2 separate regions of the Mus musculus genome follow, and region 2 is linked to region 1. Evidence: chromatin loops called from intact Hi-C (ENCODE). Cell type or tissue: left cerebral cortex. All regions are shown on one strand. Links, peaks and the distances in the headings refer to the core of each region. The heading gives the core; the rest is flanking DNA. Region 1 overlaps Kif16b (kinesin family member 16B). Region 2 overlaps Kif16b (kinesin family member 16B).

The links. Hi-C counts contacts between places; a loop is a spot of excess contacts. Peaks named below come from ENCODE experiments on the same cell type or tissue, not always from the same donor. Only the 100,000 strongest peaks of a DNase experiment are listed, where the experiment ranks them.
Region 2: it touches region 1 in a loop (5-fold over the local background); 3 of 42 quality-filtered maps call a loop at or near these places.

The regions. Positions count from the first base shown.
Region 1 is chr2:142,727,699-142,736,032 of GRCm38, reverse strand. The region is part of intron 17 of Kif16b (kinesin family member 16B); the gene reads left to right. Among named protein-coding and RNA genes, the nearest start is that of Kif16b, 170 kb to the left of the region's middle. In left cerebral cortex, for the core only: no CTCF peak of the experiment used is centred there; DNase peaks (open chromatin) are centred at 3,475, 4,147 and 4,701; H3K27ac peaks cover 2,857 bases.
Region 2 is chr2:142,643,201-142,651,534 of GRCm38, reverse strand. It overlaps Kif16b (kinesin family member 16B), which reads left to right. Exons shown (of 26, transcript NM_001081133.2): 25 at 3,024-3,107. Among named protein-coding and RNA genes, the nearest start is that of Kif16b, 250 kb to the left of the region's middle. In left cerebral cortex, for the core only: no CTCF peak of the experiment used is centred there; DNase peaks (open chromatin) are centred at 2,646, 3,412, 3,915 and 4,454; H3K27ac peaks cover 2,175 bases.

The DNA.
Region 1 (8,334 bases), core at 134-8,133:
TGCTCATTTCTCAGATGGAAACTTCAGATTGTGCTGCTCCTCCAAGCAATGGGTACTTGTGAGGGTCTGGCTTATGCTGACAGCCTGCTAAAGTACCAGATTTGGAGCTCTGTGCAGAGCCTGAGAAAAGGGCCTTGTCATGCAAATGCATTTCAAAAGAGCACAAGCCAGCGCGCAGTTCAAATCTGAGGGCAGCTGTGTCTGCAGCCTTCTCTGGGGATCTCTTGGGAAAGGAATGATGTGACATGATGTACCTAGGAAGGGCTTTTGATCTGGTGCCATGCCCCTTTTGGGTAGCCATGTTCTAATATGTTGGGTGACATAGAGAACGTGTGGCTTCCAGTTGTAATCTGCAGGTTGACGTCACCTGCAGCCAGTCTGTTAGGATCTATTTAAGTCTGATTCATGAGAGCCATTCGTCTTCTTTTTGGAGACCCAGTATTATTTCTTTTCATTGACCCCAGTCGTTTGTGTAGTTTAGCTCATTCTCAATGGTGTAGAAGCACACGCCCTGCACTGACTGACTAGAGTTCTTATCATCCAGAGGTCAGCAGGATTATAAGGAGTCTTAAGTAGAGCCATTCAGAAGCCTGTGATTGGAGACTTCTCTTCTGTAGTTGAGGTCATAAAGATGTTCCCAGCCTATAAGAAGGGCTTGCCTAGAGAAGAGAGAGGCAAAAAGTGCTAACTGAAAATCTAGTCCTCATCATCCACCTTCCAAAGGCTCACAGTCACTTGTGTGACTTTGCACCAGGGAATGCACTCTCTGATTTCAGACGAGCTGCATCCTTGCTGGTCCCTGACATGTTTGCAGAAGGAGACCTGGTGAAGAGGTCCACTGCTGGAAACTGAGAGCATCCCAGAAGATTGCTGGGTAGAGGGAGTCATGCTGAGGGTGTGGACAAGATAAAGGAGTCAGCAGGAACTAGCACTCAGTTTGTTTTGATGATCTCACAGAGTTGTCCTTTGGGGCTTGCATTTCTGTGTTTGGCAGAATGAACTTAGGGATGTAGGTTGCAGCTCAGCTTCCTAAAGGAAGTAACATAGTGTTGTGTTTTAGATTACTTTTATAAATTGTGATAAGCCTTTTTTAAAAGCTTCTTCAGAGCCTGGTAGACAGTGCATGCCTACAATCTCAGCCCTGGGAGATGAATGCGGGATGATTGAGAGTTCAGGGCCAGCCTCGGCTATGTAGTAAGTACAAAGCTAGTCTGGGCTATATTATTTCATGTCTCAAAGCAAAACAACTTATCCAGAATATATGTTTAAAATATATATTCCAGTATACAAACAATAACTATTGTTTATGTACTAATGTGTGGTAACTACTTACATGTTTAGTAACAACTTTCATTTGTAGTTGTAGTAAAGGAGACTTACTATAATGTCTTACAATCATAATAATTTTCAGTACACAGTATAATGAAGTGCATTGACGTTACCGTGCAGGTGATCTATAGAACATTCTTACAAGAGGCAGTGCTGTGTTCTTGAAGCAATACTTTTGTGCTTTTATCATTATCATTTTTATTGTTGTTTGTTTGTTTGTTTGTTTCCATGACTTTTACTTCTTTAGACATTTCACACATGTGGGGTTAGAGCATTTTCCCATTCCTGATTGGTTTATTTCACTTAGCTGATGTCATGCAGTCTTTACTGGTTTTGTTAGAATGCCTTGTTTTCCGGCTGAGTAATATTCCTATGTATGTGGGTCCACATTTTGTTTGTCCAGTCATCTGTTAATGGACATCTGCCAATGGTTGTGTCTATTGCTAGCTATTGGGCAGGAGCGTACAGATGTCTGCTTGAGTCTTTGATATCAGCTCTTCTGAGTCCAAGCCTAGAGTTGGATTCCTGGATCATCTGGCAGTTCTGTTTTTAATGTTTCAGTAAATCACCAGACTGTGTTCCATTGTGGCTCTGCCCACCTCACATTCTTACAACAGTGAGGGTGGTTTCCAGAGGCTGTGCCATCCTAGTCCATCCAAGAGCTATCTCACTATGGTTCTCCAACACTCTGTCTTGTCCCCTCTGACTATCCAATTGTGAAAAAAAAGAAAGTTTAGAAGTAGAGGAGGAAAGAATCCCTTGGCACCCTGTAAGTATTGTAAGCAGGTGATGGGTGCCCCCCTACTGTGGATGGGATCCCCAGGGATTACAGGCAGCTCATTTCACACGTTAACACCCAACCAGCACTGTGTCCAGAAAGTGTTCATGGCTAAGGAAGGTGTGCTCATGTTTGCACGGGAAGGAGTCACTCTGAAGAGTGAGAACTGATAAGCTTGGGAAGCTGCTGTAAGGTTGTTGGAAGCAGAGCTTGGAATGAGGTAGTGGTGGAATGAACCTAGAAGAAGAGTGGGCAGAAAACAAGCCAACTTTGGGTCCTGGGAGTTTTACTGTCTGTGGATTTAATGAAGCAAAATATGTTGATTTCCAATCTCAGGCTTAGATCTTTGCTTGGATGTAATTTGTCTGAAATACAAACATAGGAGTAGGGTCAGGTAGTCAAAGGCAGTGAGGATAAGAACAACTTTGAGTAACTGGGGCTTGAACTGCTATAACTGGCTGGTTTTCATCTTCTTTCAGCTCTCCGACTTGCTATAGGGAAAGCTTGGGAGTGTCTGTGTGGCCTGTAGGAAGTACTCAGCCCTGCCTATGGGATGGAGGCACTTCTCCCAGTTGAAAGAATGGCTGATTCCAGCTGGCCAGCTTTCACTCATTCGTGTGTGTAGTGTCTGAGTCCCTCGTGTCTCTTATGCTGGGCATGTATGGTAAGGAAGGATAGACAGAGACTTGGTCACCTTGGGGTATGATTTAGTATGTGTGGAAGATGGTTGTAAAGTCTGACCACAATCACAGAACAATAGCATTGTCTTACACAAACCATCCTAGGATTACCCTGGAATGACTCTGTAGTTCCTGCCTCCTCAAAGGAAGAGGGAAGGACTGAGGATACTCTGCGTTATGTTCCCTGCGCCCTTCTTGGGAATGTCTTCTTCCTAGCCTTGGTCCTGGTCCGTTTGGCTTCCACAAAGTGACCTCCAAGCACTATCAGTGTCATTGACACTGTTCTCCAATGTGATCTCTCCCTTTCCAGCCTGAACTTCATCCTTGGCTAATGTATAAATTTCCCCCCACACCTACACAAGCTTCTGCGAAGCCCTCTGTCCACTTCCTCTGCTTAGTTCTCTTCTAAGCTTAGTCCAGGAATTACATTCTCAGGAGGCTTCTCTCCATCTCCAGTTTGAGTTGATTTGTTGCTTTTTTTCCTTGGGCAGACATTCTGTGTATGTCTTCTCTTTCCAATGTAATCTCATGCCCGGGCATTTTCCTGATGTGGGCTTCTTGAAAGCAAGAGCCCTCCATTCCTTACTCAGTTTCAAGTCTTGCACATAGGAAGTAACTCTGCAGATCTACAGATCTGGGGCTGCAGCCAGGCTCTGGATGAGTCAGTCTATCAGCAGGCCCGAGAAGCCTGTGCTGGGCATGACCCATGGCTACTGTACTCCTGCTTGTCTCCTTCGCTCCTAGTGAGTGCTTCCTTCTCGGCTGGTGTCTAAGGATCACAGACCAATGTATCTCTTGTCTAGAAGATTGCAGTAATAAGACTGAGTTTTATAGTAGTTAAAAAAATTTCTGCTTAGTACTTTTCCCAGAGCCAATCTATCTTAACAGTTGTGGCTGTTTTGCTAATCATCATATCTGGTGAGACTCAACGTGTCTTCAAAGCAGCAGGTTCTCCCTCCCTCCCTCCCATTCTTTCCTCTTTTTCTCTTTCTTTTTGTTCAGCAGGCAACCTACTAATCTTTCAAGTACCCTATATCTAAAAACAAATAGCAACTACAGAACCGTACTCTGAATTTAGTGGGCTCTTGATATTTTTAAACATCAAGTCTTTATATCATGAACGGCCTCCTTTGTCTGGCTGGGCACATCAAGTTGGACACATTTTCTATTCCAGTTTTGGAACCTGCTGCTGGCCTGCATCTCGAGCTTCTCTGGAAACTGGTTTGTACACACATTGCTTCTTAATGCCAGAGACTTTTTGGATGGGGCAAAGCAGCCTGGTGGCTTCCTTGGGGAGTTAGCTCTACTTTGGAGAACTGCCCAGCTAGGGTCTTTGCCAGCAGATAATTTCCCTGCAGGGGAACATTCCCTCTCACTGGCACAGTGTCTTTAAGAAGAAAGCAAGCTGACTGCTCAGCCTCCTCCACCTCACTGGAGACTGAAAACAGGCAGCTAGTTTGGCAGGAGGCGGAAACATTCACAGCTTCGTGAAAGTGCTTGAAGCAAAATTAGATACCTTCCAAGTTCATTTCAGTATTGAAAATAAAAGAAAATTTTGCTGGCACATTAGCCTCCTCTAAGTACTGCACAGTGGCGAGCCCATTTAAATGTATAAATTTGAATAATTAAATTCTAAAAAGAAGCAACTCCGTTTCAATCCAAGCTAGACCTACAAATGTCAGAAGCCAGCGTCAGGGCTGGGTTTGGTAAGCCACCTCAGGATTTTCACTAAGGCCATAGCACCCCTTGGTGACTATGGAAGGCCCCTGACTCTGTGATGACCTGAAGCTATCCATCATCTGGGGAAGAAGATAGAAGAAAGGTGGTCAACTTTATCACTGAGGTTCAAATCACAAACAGGTAGAAAAATTGCTGCAGAGCTGGCATGTGGCCATGTCCTCTGCCTTGCTCGAGTTGCTCCCCTATCAGTGAGCCTTTCTCTCCGTCTTCCTCACTGTTTCAGTGTGAAGTTTCCCCACACAGACATATGTCAGGGGAGTTGGTCCCACGCAGTAGCCCTATTCGGGATGCTGTGTAATCTATGCTGTTGGTCTCTAGGAGATGGGGCTTGAGACTCTGGACTGGACCCTTTGCCCTGTTCTACTCCTAAGGTGTAGCCAATAACCTGTCGCTCTTGCTGCCAGAGCCCACAGCTGCTGCCTTCCATCCCCAGCCTTCTGGGCAGTAATGGACCAACCATTTTCCCTCAATATCTTCTTATCAAATGTCTGTCATTTACTATGTTTGCCAAGAAAGGCTCATACTAGATTCATAAGGGTTTTTAAAAATATTTTTCTTTCAAAGCTTTTTTATACTCTTTTAATAACCACGTAATTTTCTATTGTAGATATTCCATGTCTAACTGGACTTATCTTCTATTGATTTATGTTTTATTGTTTAGTTTCTGGCTATCATATGCCATTAGCCTGAAGAAATTTGTGGCTAATTCTGGTGTTCTCCATAGTAACTTCCTTGAGGCAGAAAAATGTAGTGCTGGCATTTCTAGTTCAGAGAGAAGAATTTGAAGGTCCCTGATTGCACATTAATAAATTATTTATTTGATCACCTTCCACTAATACTGTGTAAGTTTCTTTTTCTTGTAAACAATTTTGAGAAATGGTCTTGAGTTCTTGAATATATATCCTTGTGAGTTCAGCTTCTGGGATGCAGTTCCAGGCTGTACTGCCAGTAAGCAGAAGCCAGGGTTCCTGCCTACAACCATGTAGAAACGGGTGCCTTTCCCCAGTGTCTTGGTTGTTACCTAGGACCCAACTGTGTATGACTGTAGCTGAGTTTCTCCGTGAACTGGAACGCTGAAGTGAGGGCAGTTCCCACATTCTTGCTGTCTTCTGGTTGCTTGTAGGAATGGAGTTCTAGAAAATAAATCCAGAAGAAACTCAAATCTGAAGAAACAGTTTTAAGATTGGATGTAAACAGTGAGAGTTGCCAATGTGAAGAGTTCTTACCAGCTAATAGCCATTACATAACAAGAAAGTGGTTCCTTCTCCATGTATTGTCCTTCCTTTCCTGGCTCTTGTTAATGGCTGCTTTCTAACACAATGTTAAAAGCTGGGTAAATACAGATGGAGGCTATAATAACAAGAAGACTGTCAAACATTCTCATTTCAGATGCAGTTCTCTGCCTCCACCCTCCCACTTCCAATAGTTCCCCCTCCCTTTTCTGTCTCACATGATGTGTGTCCCTTCACCCCCCTTTTTAAAGGCCCATTTCTTTCTTCCTGTTGACCTCTCACCTCCCTTTCTTCAGTAACAAGAAGGTCATGGGCATTGCACTAGAAAGTGAGAGGTCTCTAGCATCAGGGTAAGAGCTGCCATTTCTCTGAGCCTTAGCTTCACTGTAGGTGAAACCGACACAGGACACAGTTTGTCAGATAAATCCTCAGCAATTTGTAGAACTTAAGGACACCTGATGATGAGTTGGAACCCAGAGGACTTCACTCTCCCTCTTTAATATGGTGCAGCCTCATGTAATAGAGTCTACTTGCAACTGGAGGGACTCCTGATGAAATTGTCACCTTCAGATGAGGCTGTGCTCCCTGCCACATGTTATAAGAGAGATCCGCTTCCCTTGGGAGCACTGTGCCCTCCTTTATTGTCTCTTTCACTTCACTTTCTTTTACCCTATAAGTGGCTTCTGTTTTTCTTGCTGACCTTGTACATGTGAGCTTTATGCGTGTTGTTGACAATACTTATGCTACTGGTAATTTGGTAGTTAGCCTATGCATATATAGTGGAGAGTTATTTAGTGTTTGTGTTTGTTGGTTCTTTGTATTGAGCCTTGCTGGGCTTTGTCTAGTTAAGTTTGCTGAGGTGCAGGTTTCTTTTCCAACTTCAGTCTCAGTTGTTTCACTGTTTATGGGTCATTTACTAACTTTATGATGGTCATAGATTGTCTTAAGTAGCTTGTTAAGATACATAGTCTTTAGGAACTTGCAGTGAAGGAAACTAAAGGAAGTGGGTCTTTTCCTCTGTTAGCTGAAATTGGTGTTAATTACTGACTTTGCTGGTTTTTGCTGGTTTTCATATCCTTGACTATCATTCCACTGTGAGCCACTTGAAGTGATAGACCCATGAGCTTTTTGTCTTCAAAGGAGATGGAAAGATGAACTGCTGATTCCAAGAACAAGTTGACTTTCCTGTGTTACTGTAGAATGGCTTGTGGGCTGGCTTGTTCTTGATACACTGTGAAGCCCTGGTGAACAAGTGAGCCATTTCTTTCTTTCTTTTTTTCTTTAATTGGATATTTTCTTTATTTACATTTCAAATGGTATCCCCTTTTCTGGTTCCCCCTCCAAAAAACACTCTCCACATATCCCCTCCCCCTGCTCAGCAACCCACCCACTCCCACTTTGTGGCCCTGGCATTCCCCCACACTGGGGCATACAGCCTTCATAGGACAAAGGGCCTCTCCTCCCATTGATGTCCAACTAGGCCATCCTCTGCTGCATATGCATCTGGAGCCATGAGTCCCACCATGTGTGCTCTTTGGTTGGTGGTTTAGTCCCTCGGAGCTCTGGGGGTATGACTAGTTCATATTGTTGTTCCTCCTATGGGGCTGCAAACCCCTTTAGCTCCTTGGGTCATTTCTCTAGCTCCTTCATTGGGAACCCTATGCTCAGTCCAATGGATGGCTGTGAGCATCCACCTCTGCGTTTGTGAGGTACTGGCAGAGCCTCTCAGGAGATAGCTATATCAGGCTACTGTCAGCAAGCACTTGTTGGCATCCACAGTAGTGTCTGGGTGTGGGGATTGTAAATGGGATGGCTCCCCAGGTGATTCAGTCTCTAGTGGTCATTTCTTCGGTCTCTACTTCACACTTTGTAACTCTTTCCATGGGTGTTTTGTTCCCCCCTTCTAAGATGGATAGAAGTATCCACACTATGGTCTTCCTTCTTCTTGAGTTTTATGTGGTTTGTGAATTGTATCTTGGGTATCCCGAGCTTTTGAGCTACTATCCACTTATCAGTGAGTGCTTACCATGTGTGTTCTTTTGTGATTGGGTTACCTCACTCAGGGTGATATACTCCAGATCCATCCCTTTGTCTACCAATTTCATGAATTCATTTGTTTTTAATAGCTGTGTAGTATTCTATTGTGTAAATGTACCACATTTTCTGTATCCATTCCTCTGTTGAGGGGCATCTGGCTTCTTTCCAGCTTCTGGCTATTATAAATAAGGCTGCTATGAACACAGTGCAGCATGTGGAGCATCTTCTAGGTATATGCCCAGGAGTGGTATTGCTGGGTCCTCAGTTAGTCCTATGTCCTATCTTAGAAGGCAGGAACAAAACACCATGGAAGGAGTTACAGAGACAAAGTATGGAGTAGAGACTGAAGGAATGACCATCCAGAGACTGCCCCACCTGGGGATCCATCCCATATACAGTCACCAAACCCAGACTCTATTGTGGATGCCAACAAGTACTTGCTGACAGAAGCCTGTTATAGCTGTCTCCTGAGAGGCTCTGCCAGTGCATGACTTGTTTCTTGACAGGGCCTTTCATCTCCTTTGATCATGGACCATAA
Region 2 (8,334 bases), core at 8-8,007, 84 kb after region 1:
AAGTTCAATACCATTGTCCTTAGTGTTTCCCAAGAGAGAATATTTGGGTGGAAGGAAGTCCAGCTAGTTAGCTAGTTAAAAGGCAACCCGTCTCAAATTGTACCTCTCTCATCTTGTTGCCTCTAGCCTTTCACTCTGCCCTGAGGCACTTTCAAAGTTAAATGACAGAAACAAATCAGAGAATTTGTGGCAAAGGGAAAAAACAATCCTCCACCCCAAAAATTCTCTGCCCTGGCCTACAGACCGTATATGTGGAACTATCCACCCTCTTGACAGTTAGCTTTGGAAGGGAATGATAAAGTCATCAGTGGCACCAATATTAAGGGAAGAAAGAATCTCTAAAGAAAACACAATATCTTTATTCTAAAAAGGCAAAATGTATATAATTTCAGGATTAGCCACTTGGTACTGGATAACACCACTTGGTATTGGACTCTCCCCTGGGCAAAACTATTTCTTCAACTCTCAGCATTCCTTAGTTGCCTGTAGTTCCTTGTTTAGGGCTGAGGCCTCATGAGCCTTCACATTAGCAGGTTTCTGGTGGTGCCTTGCTTGGGCCTTACTTAGGCCTTGCTAAGGCAGCCATATTAATGAGACTATGGGCATAGCATCTTTGACATTTCTGGAAGATAAAATCTCATAGCAAAGTTCCTGTTCCTCTGGCTCTTACAATCTTTCTAATTCCTCTCCAGATATGGTCCTAGATAAGCCTTAGGTTCAGGAGCTGTGTTGTAGATGCACATGCATGTGCATACATGCATCCACACATATGTATGTACATACATGACAACACTTAAATAGTGGCCATGAGTTTTTGAGCAAAGGTGGTATGTAGCAAGGGTTGTGGGAAGAAAGGGGAGGGAGAAATTATATAATTATAATTTAATTTAAAAAAAAATTAAGGGGTAAACTAGTTGAATGGCCACTTAAAATAACAAGAGAGTCAGTTAGTAAAACCTCCTTCACAGCCTGCCCAGTAGTTTTACTTAAATTTAGCTGAGCGCATAGCATACCATGTGACCCAGCATTTCTTCTCTTCTAACAGTAGGACAAACAAAAGTACATGGATTTGTCCGTTAGTAGACCTAGGGGGAAATAGTCCTACCAGCACAGTTCACAAAATCTCCAAAGCAGAAACTAACAAAGAGCTCAAGAACTGCAACAGGAAAAACCAAACAAAAACAAAACAAAAGCAAGCAACAACAAAGACAAAAAAAGTTAGGTGAACAAGTTGTAGGAAGTTGGCATAACAAAATACTGAGCACCAACAGGGTCTGCAAACCATCCCGACATGCAACTGTCAATAGATCTTCTAAGCACAGTGCACAACAAAACGATGTAGACTCAAAAACCTTGTATGGTGCCTTTTGCACTAAGTTTGTAAATAGAACGAAACTCTACTAGCGTTGCAAGCCTGTAGGTCCAGTCAGAGGGGAGAAGCCAGAGGATTAGAGGTTCAACACTAGCCTCCAAAACATAATGCGTTCCTATCACAAAATGTTACAGGTGAAGACAGGACTGACTCACAACTCAGTGGAAGAACCTTGTCCATTTGCATGAGAGTCAGTGTCAGGACCTCCCACACAACATGAAAACAGAGCCATAGCTTGCTATTAGAAAAGTTGGGCTACTGCTTTTCCACCTAAGTGGGAAGAAGGAACTGCAAAGACTACTTCCTGGCACAGCATTGTTCATTTCTAGAATCAGGTGCTGGCTGCAGTATGCCCAGTTTGAACAGTAATCAAGTTTTTCTTTTATACATTGCACTTTCTGGTATTTCTAGCATATCTTATGGTGTTTGTAACATCTTAAATACACAGAAGCTAGTTTTTAATATTTTTAAGCTTCAGCTGTAGCAATATAAATTTAAATCATTGTAGTGATTTGCACAGGTATAAATTGGAGTTTTGTGGCCTATTGTGCCCTACTTTGTTGAAGAAATATTCATTTTTTTTCTCAATAATGCTTCATTGACTTCAATTTATCCACCAAAGGTAAGAAATAAGAAAACAGTGAATTCTACCCACAGCAGCAATTACTGCAGCTTAGCATCTATTCTTTCAAGGCAAGCCTGGCTTGTCAGGGTCTCACCAGATTATACAGTCCTTCCTAGCCTGGCCATATAATATAAGACTTACCTTATTATGATCTGTATGCCTTCAAGAAGAAGAAGATTAAAAAAGATGACTATGGGCTTTTAAGACACAGCTAGAGAACTAATTGCAAACCTTCATTTTGTAGGAAGTGTGATGGATTTAATGAGAGGCCCCCTTTCCCTTGCTAATCTTCATGTACACTAACCTAAAAGAAAATCATGTGGACTTTTTAGTGGACCTTAGTAATTGTCTAAGAAATAGTTTACAAAGTGATGAAGCAGTTTATAGATAGTTTTCAAATTCTCATCTCCATTGAAAAGTAATAATTGTATGGGCTTAGTGCTTACATTACATAGCAGAATCAAAATATAAATAAATAAATAAATAGTATGAGGGCTCCTGACAAAAATTGCCCCGTTCCCCCACGAGGCTGCGTTAGAGGATCACTTGAGTTCAAGAGCAGCCTGAACTGTATACTTAACTGTAGGCCAGCGTAAGCTTTAGGGTAAGACACGATTTCAGAAAAGCAAAAGTAACACATATACACACTCACTAGTGGGTTAGGCCTCAGCTGCATCCCACAGGCACCCGGGCTAGTGTCATTTAGGGCTTGTCTGTTTTATGGAAAATGCTACATGACATGGAATCTGATATTTAGAATGTATTGTTCAAAATCACACACACACACACACACACACACATACACACATACACGCACACACGTTTTCTCACTTGATACTGAGGAATCTAATCCAAAATTGCCTAATCTCTTCAATGTTGATGGCAGCCCAGGGAAAGACCTACCACCTTTAAATTTTAAGCTTCTCTCTTCACTCCATAATAGGGATACTAAATAAAAGTTTAATTAAAAATAGGCAAAAGTTCATTGGTATGGCCTTAATATATCTCGTGAAATCTGCATTCCAGCTCGCTGCTCTTGAATTCCCCCCAAAGAAGCTGTTTGGAAACAAAGACGAGCGGGTAGTTGCTGAGCGGCGGACACACTTAGAGGTAAGAGAGCAAGCTTTTCACCTCCCTGTGTAGAAAAATCCACCATCTGAATGATTGGCAAGAGCAGCTCCTGTTAGGCCCTTTGTCTTTATTGGCAACTGTGAAGAGCTGCTTCGTTAATGCAGGAGATGGCAGCGGGGTGGTGGTATGACTTGATTTCAAATCAGGTCCTTAGCCCCCTCTGGTTTGGCTAGCATCTTTCTGATTTTGAAGAAGACACCCTTGTTCTGAGAGTTAGGACACAGTGTGTGAGCGAGCGCTACATTCTCCCCTCAGCCAGATGGCATGCAATGTAGGATGAGAGCACAGAGCTTGCTGAAGAAAACTTGGAATTAATTAACCAAACTTACAGTATGTCGTCATTGTTGCTTTTTCAAGAGCTTTGGGAGGGAGAAGTTTCGGACCTATTTTAGTCCTAGTTCAGAGTCTTTGTATTTATTTTAACTTTATCTGCCAAGCTAGCTACACATAGATCCCAGTTTAACACAACCTGTTTTTGTGACTGCCTTGTGCCAATACCCATAGCTGACTGTTGTCTTCAGTTTGTGGCTTCACCAGTATACAGTTGATTATATTTTGTTAAAATCTGACTGCTTTTACCAGAGTAACTCCAGGATACCCTCAAAGCTCCCTTTGTTGTGACTTTGTTGGGAATAGTCACATGACTTATTATAATATAATCCTATCAGAACAGACCGTTCTAATGGGTGACTTGAAATGTAAAAGTTTGGGGATGGTATTGTTCCTCTGGACTGCCAAGTTGAACATGGCTGCCTGTGGGCTTCACTTGGTGTCAGTGAACCAAAATGTAGGGAATTGCCTTAAGCTGCTCTATCTAGAAGGGTCCTATGAGAGCCAAGGGGAGACATGGAGAAATGAAGCAGTGAGTTGTTCTAAGAGAAGGCACATTTCAGTGAGGAGCCATGCTTCCGGAATCTGCAGATGCACTGCAGCTACACATTTGAAGAAGTCCTGAGACCAGAACGACTGGGCTCTAGCAGGACTGTGAGGGACTCCCAAACTTACCCTGTGAAGCATAGACTCATGAGAAGAATTAGCCTTCAAGGACGAGGTTATTTTTGTGAGTCTGCCTGGTTTTACAGTGCTTATGTTAAGTGCTTATAAGATTCAAACAAACAAACAAACTTAAATAACACTTATAGGAGTAATGAATTTTTTTTTCTCTGAACTTTAACTGCCTTGACTAAGTAGCCTCATCTTTAATGAAAACATGGAGAATGGTGAGTTGCAAACTTGTTTTAAAATTTGATTATTGCCTGTTATGGCTATTGCCATTTCCAGCTTCCCAGACGTGATGGCATTCACACGAGGCCAGCACTCCCACACAGATGGCTCAGTTCAGGAACAGAACTTGGAGGTGTTTGCTTTCTATTCCAAGTGCACAAGACTCACTCTTGTGTTTTGTGTTTCTTGTGTTGCGTGGTGTTTTCTCTTGTAGTCCACATTTGTTCCTTCAGTGTCTCCTAGCGAGGGGTGTGTAATCTTTTGACATTCTGACATGATTTTGCCATCTCAAAGTGATCAAGATCCCAACATCCACTTGAAGGTTATGTCCTCAGTCACCCTACTTGTGCTCACTAGGTTCCACTTTCACAGACTCTACCTACCAGGAACGCCAAAGTAGAAGCTAAGTCTTTAACACATGTGTCTTTGTAGACACTTACCCTGACCACAGGACTGCATATATAACATGCGTTCCTTTGGTTGCCTGGGACTGTTCAGTACTGGTGCTTTTACAGAGTGTGTCTCCTATCTTGGGGAAATAGGCACTTGTGTTAGAAGATAAATGTGTTTCACCTAAAACTGAATGGTAAATCTTAGAGTGTTATCTTCTCTTCAAGAAGCAAGTATAATTCACCTTCACTTTAATAGAAAATTAATATAAGATCCGTGCATTAATTTCCTGTAGATATTGAGACTTTTCATTTGATCTTCTACTATCAGAAGTCACTACTTGAGTTAGTGTATTTTTATATGAAAAATCAGAGTTACTTTCCATTAACTGCTTATGATTTAACTCAACAAACATTTATTTAATTTTTCTCCCATGCTGGACCCAGTACTGAGTGCTATGTAGAATGACATATTTTATCCCTCTAAGAACATATGCTTAAGTTTCCCTATTAAAATTTATCTGGAGATGTCACAGATACACGAACACATAAAGAAAAGTGAACTTCAGTTAGACCCATATCTATAATATCTGTATTACATCTGATATCTATAATAATGGCTTAAAATGAGTTAATATTATTAAAATTCAAAAATACAGTTTTATAATTGCAATAACTTTGATACAGCTATATAGATGGTGATTTTTAGTGAGTTTTATTGTGTATAGCAGTTTTCCAAGTTATAAAAGTTGTCTTTTAAAATAATGACTTCATAAAATGCTGGATAGGAATGAAAAGCCATGATGAGAGCTGTTTCAGAGGTGGATTCCATACATTGGAAAGATTAGTTGTGTGCCTTGTGCTTGGAGACTAGGACTGTAGCATGTAACATACTGCATCAGAAAATATAGGCATAGGAAAAGATGTTAAGTGATGGAATATCAGCTTGACTCCAGGAACCTAAGTGATAAAGCTATAATGCCTCCATCCAAACAACTTTGCCTGGCAACACGTGTTCATAATTAGAGCCCGTTTTACATAATTTCCCCCTGTAAATGATTCACATACACATTCAGATGCTTCCTGGAACTTTTCTTCACAAAGAAACGTAGAATCTTAAAAATATTTCTAACTTGAGTGAGTCTTTCCATTGCTGCCTTCCTGACCAAGCTGGAACCAGTTTGGTGTGTACAAAGATAAACCTTGCCTTTAAGCAGTAGAGTTCTGGACACTTCTTCTCCAGTCCTTAAAACAGCAAGGAGCTAAGTTATCTGATAAGGTAGTGGAGGGAAAGGGGAATGAGTTCTCTGTTTCCAGGAAGGAGGGAGGGAGGGAGGGAAGGAGGAAGAGAGGAGGGAGGGTAGATGGGTGGATTGTAGTTTTGAAGCTAGACTTTGTAAATACTGGGCTGAATGTCACCAACTGCCACTGTTGCTACTCAAGAGTGCTAGGGAATTGACTGCTCTCCCACAAGGCCTGCTTTCTAACACTTGCTATCTACTAAGTGCTTCCGATTGTGTCCTGCCAGTTACTCCTTGTGGGAGCTTGGGAAGGGAGCTCTTTTGTCCTCCTTATTCACAGGTGAGGAATTGTGCCTTGAGAGGGTAAAGTTCCCACAGCTAGTAAGGAAGTGGTAGAGCCTCGGCTCACTCTCAGCATGGCTTCCAGAGCAGGCCTCGGTCACTGAGCATCCAGTCTTTCCCTATAAAGGAGTGTTACTTAGGGATAAATTCAGGACTATTACAAGGTTATCCAAGCACTGCTGCCTATCTTTTTTTCTCTGAAGTGTCATTCCATCCATGTAAATTAGAAGCACACCGTCCTCACCCTATAGTGTTCTGATGCTGAAGAAGCTCATTATCACTCCTGTCTTTGTGACTGTGGTGGCTAGCGTTGTCTACATGACAAACCTAGAACATTCCGGGAGGCCCTCTAAGCATGCCTTTAATTACATTACTTGAGGTAGAAAGACCTGCCCACTGTGGGCCGCACCATTTCCTGGCTGGGATCCTGCTCGCTGTTGAGATGGAGGGAGGCAGCAGCATGCCTTCAGCCTTCTCTGCGTCACCCTTACTGTGCACATGATGTGTCAGCTGCTCCAAGCCCCTGCCATCTTCATTCTTTGCGGTGGAACTGTGAGCCATAATAAAGCTTTTATTTATTTATTTATTTATTTAGGAGTGTCTTTTGTCAGAGCTTTGGATCACAGCAATAAGAAAAGAAACATAGACAGTGGCCATGGCAGGGAGATTGCATTTGGTTATGGTCTCACATGTTTCTGTTGGAGGGAAGGCATGTATTGTGATTGCTGACTTACTCTGTGGCGAAGAAAGTTTCCAAATCTTGATTGTTTACAGTTTTATTTATTTTTTTAAAGATGTGGCACATGCTTCCCATGGAGATTTATTCGTGTTTTGTGTCTTCACACACCCTTTGTGCTAGCTGTCCCTGCTGTACCCCTTCCTTACGGTCTCCTTATTCCCATCCCCACATAAACCCTCTGAACCCCACTGTTCTCGGGGCAGACTCTTAAGCTACATGCAAGCAGCAGGCATGGCTGATTAAATTCTCCATCTTCCCTGATCCTTCACATGTGCCTCACCTCTGCTGAGTTCCCAGAAAACCTGCCCAAGTTAGCTTCCAAATTCATGAGATTTTGTTGTTTCCTTTTTGTTAATTGATGAGAGGTACATTTTAGGTTATGAATTTCAGAGAACATACTTTCTACTTGAAAACATTTCTGCTAATCATTCTAATAGTCTGTCAATTCAGGGCATAACTGTGATGAAAGAAATTTCTCAAATTCTCTAAAACTTTAAAGTCTTCAAGAGGAATAGAACCACCTTGGGAGTAAGAGCCTGAGAAGTTTCTAGAAACTTTTCTTCAGTGTACAGGCAGCAGGCATTTTCATTCCCTTAATTAACACACTAGCAAGGTGGGCTAAAGTAGCTACGAGCATGGGCCTAAAGTGCAGCATCCAGCCCTTGGTCCTCAGTGGCTAGTCATTGCCTCAGTTCCCGCATCTGCAAAATGCTGCCACACCATCTCTGCACTTACACCGAGGGAAACGGAGCATGTGCGCAGAACACAGAAGCTGCTACAGAGATAAATAAAACACCCAAACATGGTGGCTGGTGCAATGGGTATGAAGATTGTGATGATGCACCATGGGGGTGAAGAGGGGGAGGAGGAGGAAGAAAAAGAGGAGGAGGAGGAGGAGGAGGAAGAAGAAAAGGACAACTGCAGTGGTGGGCATTGAAGTCATATGTGTGTTCTTGCTTGTGATAAGTTGGAGGCACTAGAAATATCTTGGTGTGCTGTCACCCTCTCTTTCATTCTACTAGTTTACAGTCTGTGAAGTAGAAGGGCCCGTCTGAAGCTTTGGATTGCAGTGGAACTGTTGGCAAATGTAAGAAGGACCAAAAATCCAAGATCCTTGTGAAAGCTGCACTGGTGCTCACATTCCAATTTTATTTCTAGCTGGTTAGTTCCCTCTGCACATGTACCATGCCATGACTACAAGCCTGTCACTCCAGAGTCACCAGCTGACCTGAGGAGTCCCAGGAACTCATCATGGAGAGAAAATAGCTAAG